Linked DNA regions of Homo sapiens: region 2 is linked to region 1. Evidence: read pairs that join two places in POLR2A ChIA-PET (ENCODE). Cell type or tissue: A673. All regions are shown on one strand. Each heading gives the region's core, and the rest is flanking DNA. Links, peaks and the distances in the headings are about the cores only. Region 1 holds the start of NPAS4 (neuronal PAS domain protein 4). Region 2 overlaps ACTN3 (actinin alpha 3).

The links. Peaks named below come from ENCODE experiments on the same cell type or tissue, not always from the same donor. Only the 100,000 strongest peaks of a DNase experiment are listed, where the experiment ranks them.
Region 2: POLR2A ChIA-PET joins it to region 1 with 10 read pairs; 3 of 35 experiments call an interaction of 5 or more read pairs at or near these places.

The regions. Positions count from the first base shown.
Region 1 is chr11:66,406,821-66,423,102 of GRCh38, forward strand. NPAS4 (neuronal PAS domain protein 4) reads left to right here and starts at 14,215. Exons shown (of 8, transcript NM_178864.4): 1 at 14,215-14,534; 2 at 15,300-15,451; 3 at 15,631-15,733; 4 at 15,854-16,121. The coding sequence starts at 14,360. RefSeq lists silencers at 2,081-2,140, 14,790-15,104, 14,798-15,092 and enhancers at 6,746-7,264, 7,265-7,783, 10,917-11,417, 11,418-11,918, 14,261-14,857. In A673, for the core only: a CTCF peak has its summit at 11,399; DNase peaks (open chromatin) are centred at 11,491, 12,061 and 14,941; H3K27me3 peaks cover 2,707 bases.
Region 2 is chr11:66,552,353-66,560,352 of GRCh38, forward strand. ACTN3 (actinin alpha 3) reads left to right here. Exons shown (of 21, transcript NM_001104.4): 4 at 1,693-1,779; 5 at 2,184-2,271; 6 at 2,778-2,856; 7 at 2,934-3,015; 8 at 3,793-3,878; 9 at 4,781-4,873; 10 at 5,347-5,577; 11 at 5,675-5,822; 12 at 6,884-7,034; 13 at 7,616-7,724; 14 at 7,819-7,959. Among named protein-coding and RNA genes, the nearest start is that of ACTN3, 9.4 kb to the left of the region's middle. In A673, for the core only: no CTCF peak of the experiment used is centred there; a DNase peak (open chromatin) is centred at 4,799; H3K27me3 peaks cover 2,122 bases.

The DNA of each region.
Region 1 (16,282 bases), core at 7,654-15,653:
GGAAGCTGAGACAGGAGAATCGCTTGAATTCAGGAGGTGGGGGTTGTAGTGATCTGAGATCGCACCACTGCACTCCAGCCTGGGTGACAGAGTGAGACATCATCTGAAAAAAAAAAAAGAAAAAAGAAAATACAAGCCAGTAAGAACAAGCTATCAACAGCCTCCAAAGACTTACATAAGATCAGTATTTCTGCAAGAAAATCAAGAAAGCAATAGACCCAAGAAGATTCATTGAAAAACAACGCCAACCCGTTAAGAACAGCAAGCAAAGAGGAGGCATTTTTCTCACTAAATAGTAGATACGTACAAGGGTTCCACCACAGCAGGAAGATTACATCGTAAGACAACAACATTCAAACACGAAACACAGTATATATAAAATTAGAGATATTGCTGGGTGCAGTGGCTCATGCCTATAATCACAGCACTTTGGGAGGCCCAGGCAGGCGGATAACCTGAGATCGGGAGTTTGAGACCAGCCTGGCCAACATGGTGAAACCCCGTTCCTACTAAAAAATACAAAAATTAGCTGCACCTGCAATCCCAGCTACTTGGGAGGCTGACCCAGGAGAGCTGCTTTAATCCAGGAGGTGGAGGTTGCAGTGAGTGAGCCGAGATTGTATCACTGCACTCCAGCCTGGGCAACAAGAGCAAAACTCCATCTCAAAATAAAATAAAATAAAATTAGAGATATTGATAATTGGGGAGGAGGGGGAGAGACTGGAGCATCTAGCTCCTATGAACACCCAAAACGCTGGAAGATAGGGAGACCCCCTGACCCTCTCCTGACTGTGGGCTGCTTGGTTTGTTAACGGTGGAGTAGCTTAGGATGGGCTCCTTCGTTCATCCTAAGGAGCAGGGGCTCACAGAGATGTGTTGGACTCACTTTCACCCTGCTACCTCATCCTAAAAAGCTCTGGGTCAGAGGCCCAGAGACCTGAGTTCCACCCTTGGCTGTCTGAAACCTCCGGAAAACCATTTCACTTCTCCCAGTCTCAGTCTCCTTATCTGTACATGGGAATGATTTTAATGCTCACTGTCCTGCTTATCTCAAGAGACTGTGAGGCTGGTCAAAAGAGACAAGGGGTGTGGAAGTGAAAGGGCCCAAGAGCACTTTTCACAGTCTTGAGTGCAGGAGGCCGTTCTGCCCCGTGCTGCTATGGGATCTTAGGCAAAGCCACAACTTCTTTCGGCTTCAGTTTTTCTCACTTTAAAATGATAATAGGCCAGGAGCGGTGGTTCACGTCTGTAATCCCAGCACTTTGGGAGGCTGAGGCAGGCAGATTGCTTGAGTCTAGGAGTTCGAGACCAGCCTGGGCAACATGGCAACACCCCATCTCTACTAAAAATACAAAAATTAACTGGGTGTGGTGGTGCGCGCCTGTAATCCCAGCTACTCAGGAGGCTAAAGCGAGAGGATTGCTTGAACCCAGGAGACAGAGGCTGGAGTGAGCTGAGATCGCACCACTGCACTCCAGTCTTGATGACAGAGTGAGACCCTGTCTCAAAAAATAAGTAAAATAAAATGATAATAATATTCTGCATTACAGAGTTGCTGTGAGAATGGAGTAATACGAGGAAAGCACGTAGCAAGTGCCTAACACATGGAGCGCGCTCGCTGAACGTTAATCACAAGTGTGATTGATCACAAGTTAATCCTAAGTGGTAAGAATGAGTCCCGCGTTAATCAGGGTTCTGGTGTGAAAATTGCTGAGTTCTTTTATGCTCTTCCCCTCTTGCAGACGCCAGAGGGCGACATAGACGGCGGGACTCCAGCCGCCAAGCACGCCCGCCGCAGCCCCACAATCGGCCACGCGGTGGCGCTAAGCCACACAATGCTTGGTTTGCCGCAGGCTTTGGGGAGCAGAGGGCTGACCGGGGGAGAGCGGAGACCGGGTAAGGGGGGCCTTGGGAGCCAGGGAGCCCTGAACCAGAGGGTCAAGGACCCCTGGACGGAGTATTCCCCGGGCTCCCGGGACACAACAAGATCAGCTGGGAATGAATGGGTCCTGGGCTTTTGGGAATCTGAGTGGGGCATCCCTTCCTCCGGGCGCCGGGCTGCACCCCCTTACCCTGGGCAGCCGCGGGGCCGTGACGCCTGGCGGAGGGGGCGCGCATCTCGGCGCGCGCCGGTCTTCGCAGTGGCTCATTCATCGCCGCCGAGGCACGCCGTTGCCATGGGGACGTGATGCAGGCGCGGGGAGCGGGAGGGAGAGGGAGGCCCCGGGTGACGTCCGCGCTCTTCTCGCAGCTAGTCTCCCGCGGCCTCCCAATTCTTGCCTAATTTGGAAGAGAGCCGCAGCCCTTCTGCTGATGCGCGCGCGCTGGCGCCTTTTTAAGGCAACTGGCGGAGTGGCGGCTCCACCAGAGCCTGGGAGCTGCCCCCGCCCCCGAGCCGCGAGCCCCGCGCCGGGCCGGGGAGTCCCCGGCGCCACACGCCCCCACCACCCCCATCTTAGCGCCCCCCACCCTCTATGGAGACATTTCAACCAGGGAGAAGGGAAGTCCTGCCCTTGCCCCTCGCCCCCGCCCTGCTCCTCCAACAGGGGAGACTTCTGTCCAAACCTTGGAAAGAAACGAGATGCCAGGCCTAGCGCCTTCGGGGATCCTCTCTGGACAAGGCCACAGGGTGAAAACACCAGGTGAGGACTTCACTACCCTTGGGGCCACCATGGGACCCTGGAGACCTTTGCCTCCCTCCAGGCGCCCCCGACCCCTTAAACTTTTTCTCCCTGAGCTCAGCCTGGAGCAGAGTTAGGATCCTGGGAAAGCCCCTTACCAGTTGCTCCAACCCCCTCCTTAAACTGGAAGGGAAACTGAGGCCCAGAGAAAAGTAGTGATTGACTAGGGCCACATGGCACGTTCCTAGAGGAAGAGCATGGGCCAGAACCCACAGATGCTGACCTCCTGGCCAGAGGTCAAGGCATTCCTTATGGTTGAGCATAGCCAGCCCCGTGTGCCAGTATCCAGCCCCTGCCCTGCACCAAGCAGAGGGGCTGGACACCTCTGTCATGGCACCAGCTGCCTCTCCTTCCCCAGCACAGTCTGGACCTGGGCGGACTTTTTGGAAAAGCTTCTGGATGCCACGGACTCCACGACCAACCAACTAGGTTGCTGCTGCTTGCAAACATCGCCTCCATTGAAGGATTCCTGCAGCCACCAGCTCTGGAACTTTCTGGAACCAAACATTTCCCCAGACTGCCTACAAGGACCAATTGGCCTCTGGATGTAGGTGTGGCCTGCAGGGGTCCGGCAGGGCTCCCCAGAGTCAAGTGGACCCAGCCCTTTGGACCCCCTGCCCGGTCCTATTGACCTCTGCTCTCTCCCTGCAGCACTTCCTGGAGGCGTTTGACCGGGACCTGGGAGGGCAGCTGAGAAGTGCCTGACCATTCTCAAGGAGCTGCGTGGATTCCAGACATCTCTGGGCTGGTCTCTGGACCGGGATGGGGGACCCAGAGGTGGAGCCGAACACACAAGCAGCACTTGAGGGCTCCGAGGGTGGCAAGGAGAGAAGTTCCTGCTCTGGTACAGCCCTGGGACCTTGAAAGGTGCTTCAACAGAGCGTCCACTCCCAGCGCCTAGCTCTGGGACCTTGAATGGTGCTTTAACAGAGCGTCTGCTCCCAGCGCCAAGCCCTCAGTGCAGAGGGGGAGACTCAGGCGGCCCTCAGACACAATTCGCCAAGGTCGCACAGCAAGTCAGGGTGCCGCTAAGACTAGGACCTACAGCTCTGCCTCCTGGCCCAGGCTCCTCAGCACCTGGGCCCCAGAGGACAGCCTGTGGGAGGCCCACATGGCCACTGCACCATGAACCAAGGACCTGGTCCGGGTCCACCTCCACCAAGTGCTGGCCGTGTGTCACTGGGGTCACTCCACTCTCTGCATTAGGTCTCAGTCATCCAAGACCATCTTTCAAGGGCCGTCACTCCAATTATGAGTCTGGGATTTTCTGAAATTGAGCATTTTGGCCAGGCTGTGGGGTCCCTCTATGACTGCCTGTAAGACACTGCCAAGGGGACTTTCTTCCTTTCACCAGACTGAAGCTAAGAAGTGCTGGAGACAGCAGTTGCTTTAGCCACAGGCTGTGTAGACCACCTGAGGATGACCTGGGGGTCTGTTTTGTGCACCTTGGAACCCATCGGATCCCTCCAATGGTGAGTCCCCTGGTGTACCCAGCACCAAGCTGTGAGAACGACCCCCAACGGGTTGGGTGGAAGAAGCAAAACTACAGGCTCAGTCCCAGTACTTACTCCCCTGTGTCCACACAGGCCAGGTCTCCAGGGTCCCTGCCCATCCAGGGCTGAGAACGTGGTCCTCTGGGAGCCTTCAGGCCCACTCGGACCCCAGCATTGGGCAATGGGCTCATCCCTACCTGAAACTGGGGCTTGGGGTTGCAGCATTCAACTTCCAAAGCCCAAGAGGCACTGGGACAGGTGGCCCAGCAGGCTCAGAGATGCTCAAGTGCCAGAGGTTGGGAGGGCCCTTTGAGGCTAAGGGGTCTGACCCACTGCCATTTTGCAAATACAAAAACTGAGGCCCAGGGAGGGAGAGAGGTTTGCAGAACACGCCCAGCAGGCTAGTGGTAGAGCTGGGAACAGAATCTGCATCTTCTGCTGCTCCTATTCAGAACTATTCCCCTGCACCAAACATAATCCGCTGACATCTAGACTGAGCTCAGCTCGTCTTCTTCCTGGACCTTGGACTCCTTGGCAGAAGGCTCTCCCAACTCACAGCCTGTCAGGGATGGCAATTCAGGGGCTTTCCCTTCAACCTGATGGTCCTTTCCACCAAAGCTTCCTGGTGCTCCTCCCCTCCCACCAGTGCTCAGCCCTTCTTGGCTTCAGAAGCTGCTCCATCAGCAGCCGTAAGGGTCACTCTCCCCTGCTCACCATGGTTCACCCAACTCCCTGTGGTTCCCGCGTTCCCCAGCATGGGGAGCACCATTCTCCCTGCTCGTGGGGGTCTCCTCTTTGTTGCCCCTCGGCCCAGTCCCTGACCTTCTCTGACCACTGGAGCCTTAAATCCCATCAGTCTTTCCTGGGACCCCCGGACTGTTCCCTGTAGATTTCCTCTCTGTTGGCCCAGGGCCTGTGAGAGTAATGATGGCTGGCATGTCATAGGGCTGCTGTGAGGTTTTCATGAATTAATACACTCATCAGGTACACAAGGTGTGGGTAGGTGCCTCATCTGTAAACTCCTATGTTACGAGCTGTGCCCTGATAGTAACAAGGAGAGACTTGAAGCTGGAGCCTCTGGAGGCTGAGGTATCTGTTGGTGGAAGGGGAAGAAAGGAGGTGCCAGCCTGGAGGAGTTTTTAGTAATGGGAGATAATGGGAGCCACAAGGGTCTTAAGCTGGGAAGAACATGGTCAGGTTGGCTTCCGGAAGAATGGCAAGGGGAGCTGGGCTGCTGAGCACCAGAAGGGTGTGTTGGGCCCGGCCCGGGACCTCCGTCTCTGGCTTTGGTGAGCAGTGGAGGGGGCAGCTGCTGCCCGGGGAAGGAGCCTGCTGGGGCCCGAGCCAGAGCCCTGAGGGGCACTTTATGTGCATCCCTCCACTTCTCCAGGCTGCAGCCTTAGCCTGGTTTACTCCATCTGGTGCTCTCAGACCTGGCCTGGATCAAAGCTGCCGGTGGGTACCCAGGCTATTTCTACACTTGCAGTGCCAGGACATGTGCTGCCTCCTGAACCAGCCCCTGCCGTCTCTGCATAGCCTTGTTCAAAATTATATTTTTCATAAAGTTAAGATAATGACCAACATTCTGCCATGTGAGCATTTCTTGTGCTCCTTTTATGCATCAGGCATTTTCTGAGTGTTTTAACTAATTAACTCCTTTAATGCTAACATCAGTCCCTTGATAGGGGTGCCATCATTCTCCCCACTTCTGTATTTAACAAATCGGTAAACTGAGGCACAAAAGGTTAAGTCACTTAACTGACCGATGTCACAAAGGCAGTCTGTGGAGGAGGCAGGACTCAGCCCAGATTCTCCTCCCCCGCCACCCTCTCCTGCCTCAGGTACATCCCCTCCCACTGGCCTTTCCACGTGGACCGTGTCTCTCCCACTGCCTCTTGATGGTCCTTCAAACATCTGCAAATGCCACACCACCTCCTCAAGCCTCCTCTTCTCTGAGGAACATCTCTCCATTCCTTCCATCTTTTAAAAATTTCTTACAAATGTTTATGAAGCACTTTACGCTGGAGTTGACAGTGGGCAAAGCAGTCACAGTCCCTGCCATGGTGACCACAGTCTAGTGGACAAGAGACAATAAATTCCTCACCAAAATAAAGGATTAAATCGCTATTTCACCAAGTGCCAACAGAGGCCTGGGGTGCCTGCAAACCTGTAACTGAGGATTTGGCCTCAGCGGTAATGTCAGGGAAGGCTTTCCAGAGGAGACGATATTTAGGCTGAACTAACGGGAAATTAGGAAGAACTCGGCAGAGGAGAGAGGCAGCAGCACCCCAGGAGAGAGAACAGCATGTGCAAAAGCACTGTGGCGGCCGGGAGGGTGGCAGGCCAGGGACTGGAAGAAGGCTTATGCAGCTGGAAGAGAGGCAAGGGGGTGCATGAGGCCAGACAGGCTGGAGGGCTTACCAGAGGCAGGCCTGGGGGATGGCCTGGGCCCTGCCTCACAGCCCTGGGTGCAGTTGGCTCCTCCTCACTGGCTGCTCTGCTCAAGGCTAGGCTTGGACCCATAGCATAAGTCCTAGAGCCAAACCTCCTGGCCCTGACAGAGGCTGCCCTCTCTCCACTTTTGCTGCATGTCCCTGTTAACACAACCTCAGCTACAGTGGCTTCTTTTGTGGCTACCTGGCACTGTGTTGAATCTCATTTATGAGGCCACACTCCTCTGTCCACCCAGCCACCCACCCAGCACAGCCTGGCCCAGTCAACACTGACTTGCCACCAGCAGCTCAACTCAAATGCACCTGCTTGGGGAGGCCGGTGCCAACTCCTCAGGCAGGGTCACCCCTCCTTTTGCTCTCCCCAAACTCCCAGCATGCCTCCTTGACAGCAGTATCCCACTGAAGTGGCTGGATGGACCCCTTGCTCTCTCACCAGCCTGCAGGTTCCATGAGGCCAAGACCAGCTGTCTGTGGGCACCATCACATCACTGCAGAGGCTGGCACAAACTCTGCCCTCAGCTGTTTGTTGCATGAATGACTTACATGCCTGAGCCCCTGCCCTGTGCCAGGCCTTGTGCTGGATGCTGGGAACATGAAGACCAGTTGTAGATGCTGGTAGGGGAGACAGCCAAGTAAACACACAGGGACAATGCAGGGTGCAGAGTGCGGTGACGAGGAAGCACAGGGGCTGGGGGGCACTGAGGGGGTCCCCGGACCTCACTGGAGGACCAGAAGGGCCAGAATTTGCCAGCTGGGAGTGGTGGTGGAGAGGACTCTGAAAATGAATGTGAGGAAAATCCGCCTCCTCCAGCCTCCCCAGGGCAGGTCAAGAGTATTGGTCGCTGCTCTGCATTTGAAAAGTGGCTTTAGTTGATTAGGTTTCTTTCCCCTCTTGGAATGTGGCTGCTCTGACTTGCTCCTCACTGCATTCCTTGCATCCTCTTCTCTCAGCCCTGCCTTCAGGACATTGCCCACAAAAGTTTCATCTTTTCCCACCTGGGCTCTACTCTCCCTCTCCCACCCCCTCCATGGTTCTATGTCCCTCACCTTCCTGGCTTTCAGCTCATTCACCCAGCTCTGGCCGTCTCAATGCGTGGGTGCCAGCCTGCACCCTCTTTACATGAGCTTTGTTGATTTCATAACCATAAATAGATAAAATGTTCTGAATGCTTTCATGTGCAAGTAGAATTGAGGGAGTGATAGCATAATGAAAAGGCCTCAGGAAAAGGAAAACAGCTTGCTAAGATGCAGCGGAAGACAACACGGTCACTGCACAAGCCAGCTCTGCGTGGGTTTCCTATTCTCACTGCACTGACCGCGGAGCCATGGACGCAGGATGGGGAGGTGCTTAGGAATCTGTTAGAAAACCTTTCCCTGGTTTCAAATCCACCAATTCAAAAGAACAACCTAGAAAAAAAACAGTAGAAGTCAGGAAAACCTGGGTTCAATTGTGGATTTATCTCATTCTAGCTGTGTGATCCTAGGCAAGTTAATCAACCTCTCTGAGAAGGCATAGAGAGATTCTTCCCCCCTGGGTCAGACTGGAGGCTTCGGGAGGCCCAATATCCCACAATACCTTCCTTTTCCTCCCATATGTAAATTTTGTCTTCCTGACAATTCGTTAATCACCAGCCCTGAGACCCCCCTGCCCAAAATGCAGTCCTGAAGACTAGGGTCGGAATAGGGATGGAATGGGGTACCCTGCCTCCTCATTGCCTGTTCCAACTCCTGGTGCAGGAAGTGGAGCATCATCCTGCATGGGGAGGGTACATCTCCACAGCCACAAAAGGGGCTGGAAACCAATAAGGAGCCTGACCCATTGGGCTTCCCACCTCTCCTCCTTTAAGTTGTCCAGGAGCACTACTTCTCCATGGCCTTTGGAACAGTAAAGGGGGCTGAAATGATAGCTTGGTATACCCTGGGTTAAGAGAGCTTTCTGGGTGAGAAAGAGAAACAAGTGGAGATATTCCTGGTGTGAACTCATCCTCTGGTCTAAGGATGGCACGCTTTTTCTCTAAAGGATCAATTAGTAAAAAGTGTCAAAAAGTTCTTTAGGCTTTTTGAACCATATGGTCTCTGTTGCAACTACTCAGCTCTTCCATTGTAATGTGAAAACAGCCATAGACAATGAGTAAATGAATGAATGTGACTGTGTTCCAATAAAACTTTATTTACAAAAGGAGGCAGCAGGCTAGATGTGGCTAGATTTGCAGTCCATAGTTTGTAAACCCTAGCCCTATCACGTGGTGCAAAAGAGAAAGCTTGGGTTGGGAGCAGGAACTAGGGGTGAGGCTCAGCATTGCCAGACTTGCTGTGTGACTTTGATTAAGTCATTATCTATCTCTGAGCCTTTGTTTCACCATCTATCAAATGAGCATCATAATATCAGTCAAGGCTGGGTGTCGTGGCTCACACGTGTAATTCCAGCACTTTGGGAGGCCAAGGTGGGAGGATTGCTTGAGGTCAGGAGTTCAAGACCAGCCTGGGCAGAAAAAATTTTTTTAAATTATCTGGGTGTAGTAGTTTATGCCTGTAGTCCCAGCTACTCGAGATCCTGACACAGAAGATCATTTCAGCCCAGGAGTTTGAGGTGGCAGTGAGCTATGATCAGGCCACTGCACTCTAGTCTAGATGACAGAGCAAGACTGTATATAAATAACAATAATGATATCAGCCAGATTTGTCGTGAGAATGTGTCTAACAGGCCAGAGCAAATCTGAAGTCTTTTTGTCCCTCTGCTTCATAACGTTAAGTGGATTTGCACCCACTGCCCATGCCAACCTCAGCTGGCCATGCCCTTGCCTGCTGAGGGTAGCAGCAGCCTGCCAGAAAGGAAGGTGTCTCTCTCCAGGGTCAGATTCTTCATCTGTCTTTCCAAGCTCGAGCCCCAAGTGACCCCATTTCTGTAGCAAGCCAAGCACGGGAGGAAACAAGGAATCCCTTTCTTTCCACCATCCAGTCATTTGGCAACAAGCTACAGTTCACTTGAGAGAGTGATATGGCTGCAGTGGCTGGTGGCCAGGCTTTGGAGGAGGCCTTGGAGACTCAGGCTGGGAATAGAACTATGAAAAATGGGCTTCAGTGCTCCTCTGGAACATTAACCTATGGCCATAAGTTAAGTAGTTGCAGCTGTGGTCTCATTGGTAACTTGCAGCACCACCAATTGCATCAATGCATCTTTCTTGGACCATCTTGCCCACCTGTCTGGTCTGACCACTACTGCAAGCTTGCATCCTTTGGCATATTGTCATTTTCTCTGAAGCCCCATTCAGTGATTCATTCATTCATATTCTTTCTGTCTCTCCCCACTTCCCTTCCCTTCCTCCCCCTTTCTCTTTCTCATAGACACATTTGTCCAGAGCAAGACAAGATCACACTTTGACAGCCCTCTGTCAAGATCCTTGCTCCAAATCTCCAGACTAGCAGCCAGGAGTCTCCATGCTGTTCTGAAGAAGCAGATTCCTCACCCACCCTTCAACTCCTTCCCAGGAGGTAATCCTCCTCCAAATCTCTGGAAAAGATACACCTCCTCTTCTCTGATAAAGGCTGGGGGGTGATGCCCCTCCCCCAGTTTCCCAATAAAGCTATGCAAGACAGGAGCAAGGGATCTCACGGCCTGTTTTTGCTACAAAAACCCTTTTTCGGAAAAAATAATAAAGAAAGGAATCAGCCAATCCCTCCTCGATGCCATCACCTCTTCTCGGTGATTTTTCGGGGAAGGAGTGGGTGGGTTGCTATGGCAACAGATGCGAGCTCGTCTCAGTAAAGAAGGGACCTTGATATTTTTTTCTCTCTCTCATTCTCTCAGTTGTGTGTGTGTGCGTGCATGTGTATGTGCGCCTGTGTGTGTGTGCATGCGCGCTACACATGCCTGTGCCCACACCAGGAATTTTTTTTTTTTAGAACTAAAGAAAGCCCTTCTCTTCTCTCAGCTCTCCAAATATGGAGTGATGGAAAACCACTTACTCCTGCAGGCCAGGGAGAATTCAGGATGATTCAAGAGAAAAGGGAGAGGTCATGTGGGGCTCCTTTCCTCCATGTTTTTACTAGAGATTGCATGCAACAAGAGAGCTTTGCAAATGGTTAGGGGGCCTTTGGAAAGAGGAGAAGATGTTAGGTGGAAAGAGGTGAGCAAGATATAGATGGTGCAGGAACTCAACGGGTGACCTCAGAGAGGGCAACAGAAGCTATATTGAGTCTGGGGACGCATGTACATCCCACCACACCATCAGATGCTGAAAGACCCAGAGCAGACTCAGATATGGACACAAACACAGACACTGACAGAAAGGCATATGGAAAATTGTAGACATAAATACACACAGGCACAAACATAGAACTGCACAGAACATAGGAAGTTGGAGACAAAAAAAAAAGACAAGCATAGATGCAGGCATAGGTAAACATAGATATACAGGGGTACAGACTCGCAGCTACAAAGACACATGCAAACAGATAGAGATGTAGACATCCAACCACCTCCAGACAGGTTTGGAGGCAGACACACAGGACACACAAACACAGTCTCAGTCAAATGAACACACACACACACAAACACACAGACACACACACAGAGTCTGGCTCTTTTCCTTCAATTGCCCAAGCATCCTTGAGCAGTAGTGCATAGCTGAGGATGCTGCACGCTTGCCCAGTAGGTTTGGCTGAGAGGCTTGCTCTCCCATTCCTTCTACACGCTCACCCCAAAGCCCCTCTCCCAATTCACTCCCTTGCCCACTTTCCCACAGCCAGCAGGCTCTGATGCCTCCCCCATCTCAGGCTTCTAATTCTTAGCTTGTTCTGCTGCTGCCTGCCACTTGGGGGAGAGAGTGGGGTGACTCAGCCAGGCCAGGATGACTCACACTGCCAGTATTTTTAGCAGCGGCCAGGAGCTCTCTAGTGTGCCAGCCGCCCCCCTCCTCCTGCTTGCTATTTCGGAACCGTCACTGGTGATATAAATAGCTCCTCTCCCACGGCCTGAAGCTGCTGCCAAGCTATTTTTGGTTCTGCACAGTTAAAAATAGCTTCACGGAGGTGGGAGGCAAGGGGAGTGGGAGCTGGCCTAGGGAGAGGAGACATTGGGGCACACAGAGCTTCTCAACTTGAATCAGAGTGGGCGAACTAGGATGAGCCCTTCTCTACCCCCTCCCTTGTCCCTTTCTAGACCCTTCTTCCCTTCCAAAGTGTTTCTTCCCATTCCATTCTCCTGGAAAAAGCCAGGGGCTCTTCCCCTGAGCCCAGTTCTCCTCCCTTGCTTACTTCACCCTTAGAGCCCAGAAATCTTGGCCCCCTGCAAACCCTCCATATTCATTCACAGAGAATAAGGGGACAGTCAAAGAGTAGGCTCACTCTGAGGCCTGTGGGTACCCAAGCCCTACGTCGATGTCCCCGGCAAACCGTAGCATGACTTCCATGGTGACTCTTTCAGCACCACGGACAGCGGTCGGCGCAGTATTCCTTCACTGCAGATTCGCTCAGATTGCTGGAGGCCATGACACCCAGCCAGTAGACTCCTCTTATTGTGGAGGGGGACACTCAGAATGCCTCACAGGCAGCTTTAGCATCAGTGAATGAAGAACACAGGAACAACCCCCCTGGAATTTCATACGGAAGGGGATCCAAAGATCAAGGGATTGTTCAAATGGAAGATTGAGAGAGGGGTGGGTAGGTACATTAGAGGTCAGATTGAGAAGAAAGAAGCAACACAGACCCATGTCCAGGAGGAATCATCTCTCTGTCATCCAGGTCAATGGGGTTAGAGACAGTGGCAGACAGATAAGCGGACATCGTTCCCTCCACCTCAGCTGTGACACTGACCACAGGATGGCCCCAACCTCTGCCAAAATGCATAAGACACCAGAATAGGGTCTCCACACCTTGTACACCTCTTCTAAGACATACTTCTCCTCAGCCGCCTCTCCTCCCACTCTACCTCTCTTACTACCACCCCTTTCCATGAGGAGCGGAGAGTTCCCTGGCCCCAAATTGTCCTTTTTGATGTCAAAGTTCATCTCCATGCTTCCTGTGTGACTGGGACTTCCCAGTCCCACCCTCCAATTTTTAAGTGGCCTCATTTCCAGCCACTTAAGTGATTCCATGCGCACACAGCTACTCCATCAAACGAGATTTCAGATAAGAACATTCCCTAGCCCACTTGCTTCTTGCATTATTGAATCCCAGGATAAGAACGGCACATCCTCGCCCCTGTAGAGAGCAATCATCTGTGGTGAAAAGAGAAAAAAAGCGGGTGTGTGGGGGGGTGGGGATAGGGCAAAGGTGACAGGATATGAAAAGGATAGAAAAGGATATGAAAGGACAGAAAAAGAAACGAAGGTGGAAAGTGGAGAGCTGAAGGTGGAGAGGCAGAGCCAGGAGCCTTAGAGGCGCAAATGTGGAGAGGGGTGGAGGGAACCTGGCAAAAATACAGGGTCCCTGGTAGGTGCAGGGGTCATGGAGGGTCCGGCGCTGCCCCTTCGCTTCTCAGCTGCTCCCCCATCTTGCCCGCCTAGGCAGGGCGGGGAGCCCTCCGGAGCGGTGCGGAGGCAGCCAGGCCCCGCCCGCCGCAGCCGCGGCAGCCGCCGGAGGATTCCTGTCCTAATATGGAGCTGGGATTCCCCCGGCCCCGCCCCCGCCCCCGGCCCGCGGGGAGACAGAGGCTGGCAGCAGGGCGGGGGGAAGCGCTCGCTTGGGGGCCGGCAACGGGGGGAAGGGATGCCTAAGTGCAGACCCAGGTCCTCGCCGTGCCCCCACGTCCCTGCCTCAGTTTCCCCTTCAGTAAGGTTAATTAGCTGAGAGGGAAACCACGAATCACTGCAGACTACAGCGCTGATGTTGGTTTCTATTCTTGGCTGTGGGAAAACAGGATCAACGCCAAATTCAGCTGGTCCCTTTCCCACCGGACTCCCTTTCCACCCATCCTCGGGACTTAGACCCCCATGAACACCCCCTGATAAGCCGCCAAGGCCCGATTTGGGAAGCGGGGGCGGGAATTTGTTCTCTAAAAATGGCCAAGGGAATCCCAGGTTAAATAGTCCCCAGAGAGGAACCCCAGCAGTGACCTGTCCCACGGAGGCCAAGGAAAGTCCTCCTTCCCTGCATGTGAACGTGACCTTGTCTGTCAAGTAACGAGGGGGATTTGTAGACAACCCTGTTCTTCCCCATTCCCTCAACTCCTCAGAAAAATTAGTGTCAGTGCCGGCCCCTCTCTGCCCTCTGCGGACTCCTGCCGCGGGCTTCAGGCCGCCCTAAACCTGGCCCTGTCGCTTCCCTCAACTGAACGCATTCAGACGCCAGGGTCCCCACACTCCATTCAAGCTTTCCTAACGCAGCGCCTTCCTCTCCGCTCAGCTCCCGCCAGGCTTGGCCCCCTCCGCAGCCTCCTGCTCCCCCCTCGCCCGCCTCCCTCCCTCTCTCATTCTACGTCATGAGATGACGTCGGAAGCCGGGCGGGAGGAGGAGCCCCCCTCCCCAGTCAGCGGCTCCCGCTGCAGCTTGCTTAGCCCAGCCTCCCGCTCTCCCGCCCCCCCGGCTCTAAAACGAGCCCCCCACGCCTGGCAGGAGCTATATAAGGCGGCGTGAGGCAGGCGAGGGGGGCAGCGCAGCCGAGCGGAGCCCAGGAGAGCAGAGAGCGAGCCTGAGCGAGAGACGGGGAAGCACGGAGGAGGAAGCCGCCGGTGCGTCGGGACGGGAGCGCAGGTGCTCGGGCACCCGAGCTGGAGCTCCGCAGCCGCCGGTCATGTACCGCTCCACCAAGGGCGCCTCCAAGGCGCGCCGGGACCAGATCAACGCCGAGATCCGGAACCTCAAGGAGCTGCTGCCGCTGGCCGAAGCGGACAAGGTCCGGCTGTCCTACCTGCACATCATGAGCCTCGCCTGCATCTACACTCGCAAGGGCGTCTTCTTCGCTGGTGGTGAGCATGCTGGGGCTACCGCAGATCCGAGCTGCCAGGCGCCGGAGACCCTGGAGCTGAGGGAACCCGCTGGGGCTGTCGCATGTCTAGGGCAGCGTGCTGGCGAGCTGGGGAGATTCGGGACTCGGGAGATTCGGGACTTTCTACTTTTCCTCCTGAGCTCCCTCCAGACCTCACCTTAGTTCTGAATGAGAGTTAGAGAGCCTGGACGGTGTCCCTAACACCAGATTATGAGAGGATAAGAGCCAGGACAGAGCGGCCTCGGTGCCCGCCAGTGCAGAAGCGCTCCGGGAGCCGGGGAGGGAAGCCCGGGAAGTTGCAGGGATGGAGCTGCCTGAGCCTAGGGGAACATAGCTACTGTCCGCGGTGCTGAAAGGGATCTCCTGTCGCCTTCGGGGCGCTGCCCATGGTGCTGACGGCTGCGCCGGCCGTGTATGGCTCTGTCCATGGTTCTGAACCCACAGTCGGCTTCGGAGCTCTGTCCGCGGTTCTGAAATTCAGAGCCGCTTTGGAGCTCTGTCCGCGGTTCTGAAATTAAGAGCCGAGAGGAGCCGACCCCGCTTTAGAAGTCGAGGGCTTGTGGGCTATGGAGATACAGCAACAGGTTCCCTGGCCAAGAGCTGCGGGCAGCGGGTCAACAGGTGTTTGCAGAGGCAGGTCCATGAGAAATTCCTCTGGATTCTCTGAAACTCAGACCATGCCTTCCTCACTTCTTCTCTGCCTCCCAGTCTTACTCCTGACGCACTACGTCTTCTCGCCCTACAGGCACTCCTCTGGCGGGCCCCACGGGGCTTCTCTCAGCTCAAGAGCTTGAGGACATCGTAGCGGCACTACCCGGCTTTCTGCTTGTGTTCACAGCCGAGGGGAAATTGCTCTACCTGTCTGAGAGTGTGAGCGAGCATCTGGGCCACTCCATGGTGAGTGCTAAGGGTCCTTTCAGCTGAGGCTGGGCATGGAGTGGGTGCCGTGAGCCTTCCACTCCTGAGGAACTGGGAATTACTATGGAGGGAGAGGTTATACCCTACAAGATACTGTAGATCAAAGATTGGCTCCTGCTGTTCTCCCTAATGGTCATCTCTTCTTTTCCTCCCTCCAGGTGGACCTGGTTGCCCAGGGTGACAGCATCTACGACATCATTGACCCAGCTGACCACCTCACTGTGCGCCAGCAACTCACCCTGCCCTCTGCCCTGGACACTGGTAAGGACTCCCTTCTCCCTTCCTCGGTCCAATTTCCCACCTGCTGCCCTTCTCCCCACCATCCACTGTCTCTCTCTCAGCCACTCACCCTCTTATCTGTTTTTCTCTTCATCTATCTAGATCGCCTCTTCCGCTGCCGCTTCAACACCTCCAAGTCCCTCAGGCGCCAGAGTGCAGGCAACAAACTCGTGCTTATTCGAGGCCGATTCCATGCTCACCCACCTGGAGCCTACTGGGCAGGAAATCCCGTGTTCACAGCTTTCTGTGCCCCTCTGGAGCCGAGACCCCGCCCAGGTCCTGGCCCTGGCCCTGGCCCTGCCTCGCTCTTCCTGGCCATGTTCCAGAGCCGCCATGCTAAAGACCTGGCTCTACTGGACATCTCCGAGAGGTAAGCCTGGAGTGTTCAGATTCCAAGAGAAAGGCAGGCCAGAGATGAAGGGACCCTAGATTCTGGAGTCAGGGGCAGGGAGGATGGGGTTTAGGGGGGCAGAGGATCTGGGAGGGAGTGAGATGCATGGGTATCAAGCAAGGAAAACAGAAAGCTGACCT
Region 2 (8,000 bases), core at 1-8,000, 140 kb after region 1:
GAGCTAGACTCCGTCTCAAAAAAAAAAAAGAAAGAAAAGCCAATATACCCAAAGTGCCAGCTCAGCCCCCAAACCCTAGTAAGAGTTTAGTGAAATAATTGCTAAATAACAAGCCAGGCATGGTAGCGCTGTAGTCTCAGCTACTTGGCAGACTGAAGCGGAAGGATTGTTTGAGCCCGGGAATTGGAGATCAGCCTGGGCAACATAGCAAAACTCCATCTTGGCCAGGCACAGTGGCTCACCCCTGTATTCTCGCACTTTGGGAGGCCAAGGCAAATGGATCACCCTGAAGTCAGGAGTTTGAGACCATCCTGGCCAACATGGTGAAAGCCTGTCTGTACTGAAAACACAAAAATTTGCTGGGCATGGTGGCGCACGCCTGTAATCCCAGCTACTCGTGAGGCTGAGGTAGGAGAATCCCTTGACCCTGGGAGGCGGAGGTTGCAGTGAACCAAGATTGCACCATTGCACTCCAGCCTGGGTGACAAGAGAGACTCTGTCTCTCTCTCTCTCTCTCTCTCTCTCTCTCACACACACACACACACACACACACACACACAAAGAGAAAACTCCATCTCAAAAAATTCCCAAAACCAACCAACTAAACAAAAAAATAGATGCGGGCCAGGGGTGATGGCTTACACCTGTAACCCCAGCACTTTGGGAGGCCAAGGCAAGCAGATCATGAGGTCAGGAGTTCGAGACCAGCCTGGCCAATACAGTGAAATCCATCTCTACTAAAAATACAAAAATCAGCTGAGCATGGTGGCATGCACCTGTAGTCCCAGCTACTCGGGAGGCTGAGGCAGAAGAATTGCTTGAACCAGGGAGGCAGAGGTTGCAGTGAGCTGAGATCATGCCACTGCACTCCAGCCCGGGCAACAGAGCAAGACTCTGTCACCCCCCAAAAAATAGATGCAGCTGGGTGCAGTGGCTCACGACTGTAATCCCAGCACTTTGGGAGGCTGAGGTGGGCAGATCATTTGAGGTCGGGAGTTCGAGACCAGCCAGGCCAACATGGTGAAACCCCATCTCTCCTAAAAATACAAAAAAATTAGCCGGGTTTGGTGGTGCAGCCTGTAGTCCCCGCTATTAGGGAGGCTGAGGAAGGAGAATCACTTGAACCCAGGAGGCGGAGGTTGCAGTGAGCTGAGATTGCACCACTGTACTCCAGCCGGGGCAAAGAGGGAGACTCCATGGGAAAAAATTATAATAAAAAAAAAGAAAAGAAAAAGAGGCCAGACACGGTGGCTCATGCTTGTAATCCCAGCACTTTGGGAGGCCGAGGCAGGCAGATCATGAGGTCAGGAGATTGAGACCATCCTGGCTGACATGGTGAAACCCCTTCTCTACTAAAAATAAAAAAAATTAGCCGGGCGTGGTGGTGGGCGCCTGTAGTCCCAGCTACTCAGGAGGCTGAGGCAGGAGAATGGTGTGAACCTGGGAGGCGGAGATTGCGCCACTGCACTCCAGCCTGGGTGACAGAGCGAGACTCCATCTCAAAAAAAAAAAAAAAAAAGAAAAAGAAAAAGAGATGCTTATTGAGCACCTGCTAGGTGCTCACCTACTAGGTGCCAGCCCTGAAATGGGAGACAAGGGCCAGAGGGCTGATCAGAGGGGAAGGTAAGCTGAGGCCAGATAGCACAGACCTTGAATGCCAGGCAAATCTGTCCCCTGACCCCTGCCCTGCAGAGATTGTTGACGGGAACCTGAAGATGACCCTGGGCATGATCTGGACCATCATCCTTCGCTTCGCCATCCAGGACATCTCTGTGGAAGGTGAGCAATGGGAAAGGAGGTTGGGGCCAGGTGCAGTGGCTGGGGCCTGTAATCCCCACAGTTTGGGAGGTCGAGGCGGGCAGACCACTTGAAGGATCGCCCAGGAGTTCAAGACCAGCCTGGACAACATGGTGAAACCCCATCTCTACAAAAAATACCAAAAAAAAAAAAAAAAAAAAAGCTGGCCATGGTGGCATGTGCCTATAGTCCCAGATACTAGGGAGGCTGAGGTAGGAGGATCGCTTGAGCCTGGGAGGTTGAGGCTGCGGTGAGCCATGATCGTGTCACTGCACTCCAGTTGGATGACATAGCAAGACCCTGTCTCAAAAAAAAAAAAAAAAGAAGTGTGAGAGGGCTGACCTGGACCCCTTCCCAATGAATCCTCCCACCTCCCCCCGACCCAGAAACCTCAGCCAAGGAAGGCTTGCTTCTGTGGTGCCAGAGGAAGACAGCACCGTACCGCAACGTCAACGTGCAGAACTTCCACACCAGGTCTGTCAGGTGGTTACCAAATGTGTCTGGGCCTCTGTGGGGTACTGGGCATAGAGAGGAGCCCTCCCTGGTCAGTGAAGGGCACTGAGCTGGTCTCTGTCACAAGCCACAGGGAAGGAAAGGTCACAGTTCCTGGAACAGTGTCTGAAAAGAGGGCTCAGTAACTGTTGAGTGGAATGGAATTGAATCCAGGAGGGTTCCAGTAACTCCTGGAGGAGGGAGTGTTTGAGACTTCCCTGGAAGGCCATTCCAGCCAGAGGGAAGCTGGAGGCCAAAAATATTTAGAAACTGGTCGGGCCTAAGCATGAGTGTGTGACGGAATCGTGATGAGCTAGCAGGAGATGGTCCAGATCTGGTCATGAAGGGCCTCAAACGCCAAGCTAAGGGATTTGTACTTTACTCCATTTTACAGATGAGGCTGTCCTTCTGGGGGGTGCTCCTGGGCCGAGGGGAGAACGGGGCCCCAGCTTGAACCCAGGCCTGACCCCCCTCTTCTCTCTGTCCAGCTGGAAGGATGGCCTGGCCCTCTGTGCCCTCATCCACCGACACCGCCCTGACCTCATCGACTACGCCAAACTGCGAAAGGTAGAGGCCCCCACCACCCCAGCCCAAGGCCTCTGCCTGCAGCTGACCTTTCACCCTCCTCCCTTACACCCTTCTAGGATGACCCCATCGGAAACCTGAACACTGCCTTTGAGGTGGCAGAGAAATACCTGGACATCCCCAAGATGTTGGATGCAGAAGGTGAGAGTGAGCTAGCCCAGGGGAAGACCCCACATTCTCCACACTGGGCCTGGTACAACCTCCACACCTTTGCACGGCCCTTTCCTCCTCCTGGGATGCTCCGACCACCCCCACCCCACTCCCTGGTCACAGTCCCCCTTCTCCAGGAGTCCTCTATCTTGTCCCATGCCCCATCCCCCAAAGAGGACCATCCTCTGCCACCTCTCCCCTATGTAATGGCCCTACCTTCTGCCTCACATCCCAGTTACCTGGGTTACCTGGGATGTTGGTCCCCCAAGACTGGCAGCTCCCCTGGGGCACGTCCTGCCTGTGGTCCCCATGCCTAGGCAAGGCAATAGTCAACTGAAGCAGCAAACACTTTCTGAGCATCTACTATGCATGATGCCCAGGCTGTGTGGGCACTGCTGGAGAAGAACTTTTTCTTGCCCTGAGGAGCTTGTGGACTTGGGGGAAAGACACACAGACCGAGGGAGGTATAGGATAGTTCAAGGCATGAGACAGCGTGGACCAGTCCCTCACGAGGGCCACAGTGGCTGCCCACTCACACTCACCCACCCAGTCCCTCACACTTTGCTCACCCCAAGGTGGGGAGATGGGGAAGTTGCTGAGCCCTGGGGTAAGGAGAGAGGGCTTCAAGGAAGAGAAGACACTGGGCTTGGGTGGCTGGCTGCTGGTGGCCATGACTGGATGCTTCCAGCCCTCCCACCCAGAGAGAGTTCTCTGCCTGGGGAGGGACCCCTGGCTTTGGCCAGTAGACACCGTGCTGTCCTCCCCTAGACATTGTGAACACCCCAAAGCCGGATGAGAAGGCCATCATGACCTATGTGTCCTGCTTCTACCATGCCTTTGCCGGGGCTGAGCAGGTAAGGCGGCCCAACTGCTGCTGCCTGGGCTTGTGGACCCAAGGGCCCAACCTTGGCTGTAGTCCAACATTGGAGGCGCCAGACCACGGAGGTTGGAGTGCCACTGTGCCAGCTGCACACACTCAGTCTTCAGCAGGAGCAGAGGACCCTGGTTTGGAAACTCACTCCCTACCTAAGAGCCGTGCTCCCCCAATCCCTTTCCCAATTTGCAGGGACTCCATTCTTTGTTTGTTTTTTGAGACAGAGTCTCACTCTGTCATCCAGGCTGGAGTGAAGTGGCGTGATCACGGCTCATTGCTGCCTTGACCTCAGCCTCCTGCCTCAGCCTCCCCAGTAGCTGGGACTACAGGCACGTGCTACCACACCTGACTAATTTTTGTATTTTTTGTAGAGATAGTGTTTCATCATGTTGCCCAGGCTGGTCTCGAACTCCTGGACTCAAGTAACTCACCCACCTCAGCCTCCCAAACTGTTGGGATTACAGGCATGAGCCACCACGCCCAGCTGGGGGCTCTGTTTTTGTTTGTTTGTGTTTTGTTTTGTTTTTTGAGACGGAGTCTTGCTCTGTCGCCCAGGCTGGAGTGCAGTGGGGCGGTCTCGGCTCACTGCCAGCTCTGCCTGCCAGGCTCACGCCATTCTCCTGCCTCAGCCTCCCAGGTAGCTGAGACTACAGGCGCCCACCACCACGCCCGGCCAATTTTTTTGTATTTTTAGTAGAGACGGGGTTTCACCGTGTTAGCTAGGATGGTTTCGATCTCCTGACCTCGTGATCCGCCCGCCTCGGCCTCCCAAACTGCTGGGATTACAGGCGTGAGCCACCGCGCTCGGCGGGGCTCTGGGTTTTAAGGGCTTTACAGAAGCAATTTGCTTTAATGCCAGCCTTCTGCCCACTCCCCCCACAGGCAGAGACAGCTGCCAACAGGATCTGCAAGGTGCTGGCAGTGAACCAGGAAAACGAGAAGCTGATGGAGGAGTATGAGAAGCTTGCCAGTGAGGTGAGGCTGGGCTCCCACCGTGCTCTCCCCACCCCAGCCCTACTGGCTCTCCCAACCCTGCTAACCCCAAGCGTGGGCCTGCAGAGCCTCCCTCTGCTCAGAGTAGCCCTGGCTTCCTCCCAGCCTCCTCCTGTCCATCCCCACCCATCACCTGCCCTTCTGCCAACCCATGCTCCTGTCAGTCATTGATTCACTCATCATTCATCCATTTACTTCTGCATCGATCCATTCACTTGTATTTAAGTAGTCACATGGCCCTCTGCTCTGTGCCAACCTATACTAGCCCCTGGACTCAGAAATCAACCATCCCACTTCTTCTCTGACTTGTGGGGACTACCCCATCCTGCTTTCGTAGTTGTCAAAGTCACCCCCACCTACACTCTGGCCACAGCCTGGGTGTGGGTGGAGAGGGGTGGGTGAGCTGGGCAGGTCAGCGCAGAGCTGTCTGCCTTGCCCCTGCCTGGCCCTGTCAGCTGCTGGAGTGGATCCGCCGCACTGTCCCATGGCTGGAGAACCGTGTGGGTGAGCCCAGCATGAGTGCCATGCAGCGCAAACTAGAGGACTTTCGGGACTACCGGCGTCTGCACAAGCCGCCCCGCATTCAGGAAAAGTGCCAGCTGGAGATCAACTTCAACACACTGCAGACCAAGTTGCGGCTCAGCCACCGGCCTGCCTTCATGCCCTCCGAGGGCAAGCTGGTCTCGGTGAGCTCTACACACATTCCCTAGGTGACCTTGAGGTCCGTATCCCATCTGTACAATGGGCAAACCGTGATGGAGCGCACCCCTGCCTGCTCCACAGGACATCGCCAACGCCTGGCGGGGGCTGGAGCAGGTGGAAAAGGGCTATGAGGACTGGCTGCTCTCGGAGATCCGGCGCCTGCAGCGACTCCAGCACCTGGCTGAGAAGTTCCGGCAGAAGGCCTCCCTGCACGAAGCCTGGACCCGGGGTAGGTAGACCTACCTCATGGGGCTGGACTGTCTCTTGGGGTGGAGATTGGTGTGCAGGGGCAGGAGGGGAGGTTCTTGGCAAAATGCACAGGACAAGGGTAGGTGCTCTGCAGGAAAGCCAGAGACTGGATTTCTAGTCCCACCCTGACTTGCTGTGGTGCAACCTAGGCCTCTCTTTTGGCCACTGCCCCTCTGTGGACCACAGTTTGTTTTGTTTTTTGAGACAGAGTCTTGCTCTATTGCCCAGGCTAGTACAATCTCGGCTCACTACAATCTCTGCCTCCCAGGCTCAAGCGATCCTCCTGCCTCAGCCACCCAAGTAGCTGGGACCACAGGCGTGCACCACCACGCCCAGTAACTTTTTGTACTTTTTGTAGAGATGGGTTCTCACTTTGTTGCCCAGGCTGGTCTCAAACTCCTGGACTCGAGTGATCCACCCACCTCAGCCTCCCAAAGTGCTGGGATTACAGGAATGAGCCACCGCACACCCGCCTGTTTTCTATAAACTCAGCCTTCCCCCTCACCCCCCAGCCCTGCTCTGGTCTTCTGTAGATCTGCTCTGATTAATTCAATTTAGCATTTTATTTTATATGTGTCAGGTGTTCAAAGGTGAGTCCATTCCTCACCCTAACATCACTTATGTCATACTCAAAGTATACTGACGCTAAAATATTGCACGAGTCAAATATATTACTCTGGATAGAAACATCCATTCATTGTTCTGTCGAGGATTTCTGTAGTGAACAAAGGAGGCCGGGTCAGGGGCTCATGGGGGTTACAGAATCGTTGAGAGCTATTTTAAGGTCAAATTATGCTAAAACTGTACCAAGGGCCCCCTGGACGTAGCTCGCTCAGGGGACGCTGATGTCATTTGCGGATCACGCCACGGAAGAGGACTTTCACCTACGTTATTACACCGACGCCGCAGAGCAAATCCCTAGGACGAGCTAGGCCGGTGCGATCGCCACCTTAGCAGATGAGGCTTCATGGTCACGCAGCCCGCCGCGCACCCCTGCCCCTGCCGCCACTGGGTGACCGGAGCCGGCATCTCTTTGAGCAGGAAAGGAGGAGATGCTGAGCCAGCGCGACTACGATTCGGCTTTGCTACAGGAGGTGCGGGCGTTGCTGCGGCGCCACGAGGCCTTTGAGAGCGACCTGGCGGCGCACCAGGACCGCGTGGAGCACATTGCCGCGCTGGCCCAGGAGCTCAAGTAGGCGGGGCCTCGCGGGGCCCGCCCCCAACACCCCCGGCCCCGCCCCCGGTGGCGAGCCCCACCCTGATCCCCATTGCCCTTCTCAAGACACTAGGCTCTCCTGGGTTCTGTAACCCCGCCGTGGTACCCAGGTCCCATTCGCTCCGCCCCTCCTGGAACCCCACCCCCACCTCCGGACCCCGCTCTGCTGCTCACACTCTTCCCACTGGCGCTTGACCTGTCTCACTCCGTGACCTGCCCTCTAACCTGCCCGCTCTCTTCACCCGGCTTACTGCTCCAAACCCTCCCCATCAGCCTTGGCCTGGCCACCCCCTCCCATGAACCCGCCCCTTCTTGCGCAACCCCGCCCCTCCACCCAAGCACCTCCATGGACTGCAGCTAAGGACCCGCGGGCGCCCACCTGCCCAGAGGGATGCGCTGGTACCGCCCCTCTTGGAAAGCACCCAGCTTTACCCACCACCTGCCCTGGCTCCCGCACGCCTTCACCCCCATCCGGGGAGCAGGTTCCAGCCCTGGGAGTGCAGTTAGGACATCTGGGCTGGGGCTGGCCCCACACTCGCCCTACTTCTCGCTCCCAGTGAGCTGGACTACCACGAGGCAGCCTCAGTGAATAGCCGCTGCCAGGCCATCTGCGATCAGTGGGACAACCTGGGCACCCTGACCCAGAAGAGGCGGGATGCGCTAGAGGTGGGGCTGGGGGCCGGGGAGCTGGGGGGTGGGTAGGTGGGTGAGGCCAGGTCTGCAGGGCAGGCTTCTGACCCACTACGCCTCCCACCTCTAGCGGATGGAGAAGCTCCTGGAGACCATTGACCGGCTGCAACTGGAGTTTGCCCGGCGGGCCGCGCCCTTCAACAACTGGCTGGATGGTGCCGTGGAGGACCTGCAGGACGTGTGGCTGGTACACTCTGTGGAGGAGACCCAGGTGGGTGCCAGGGTTGCAGGGGATGGATAGGATGACAGGAA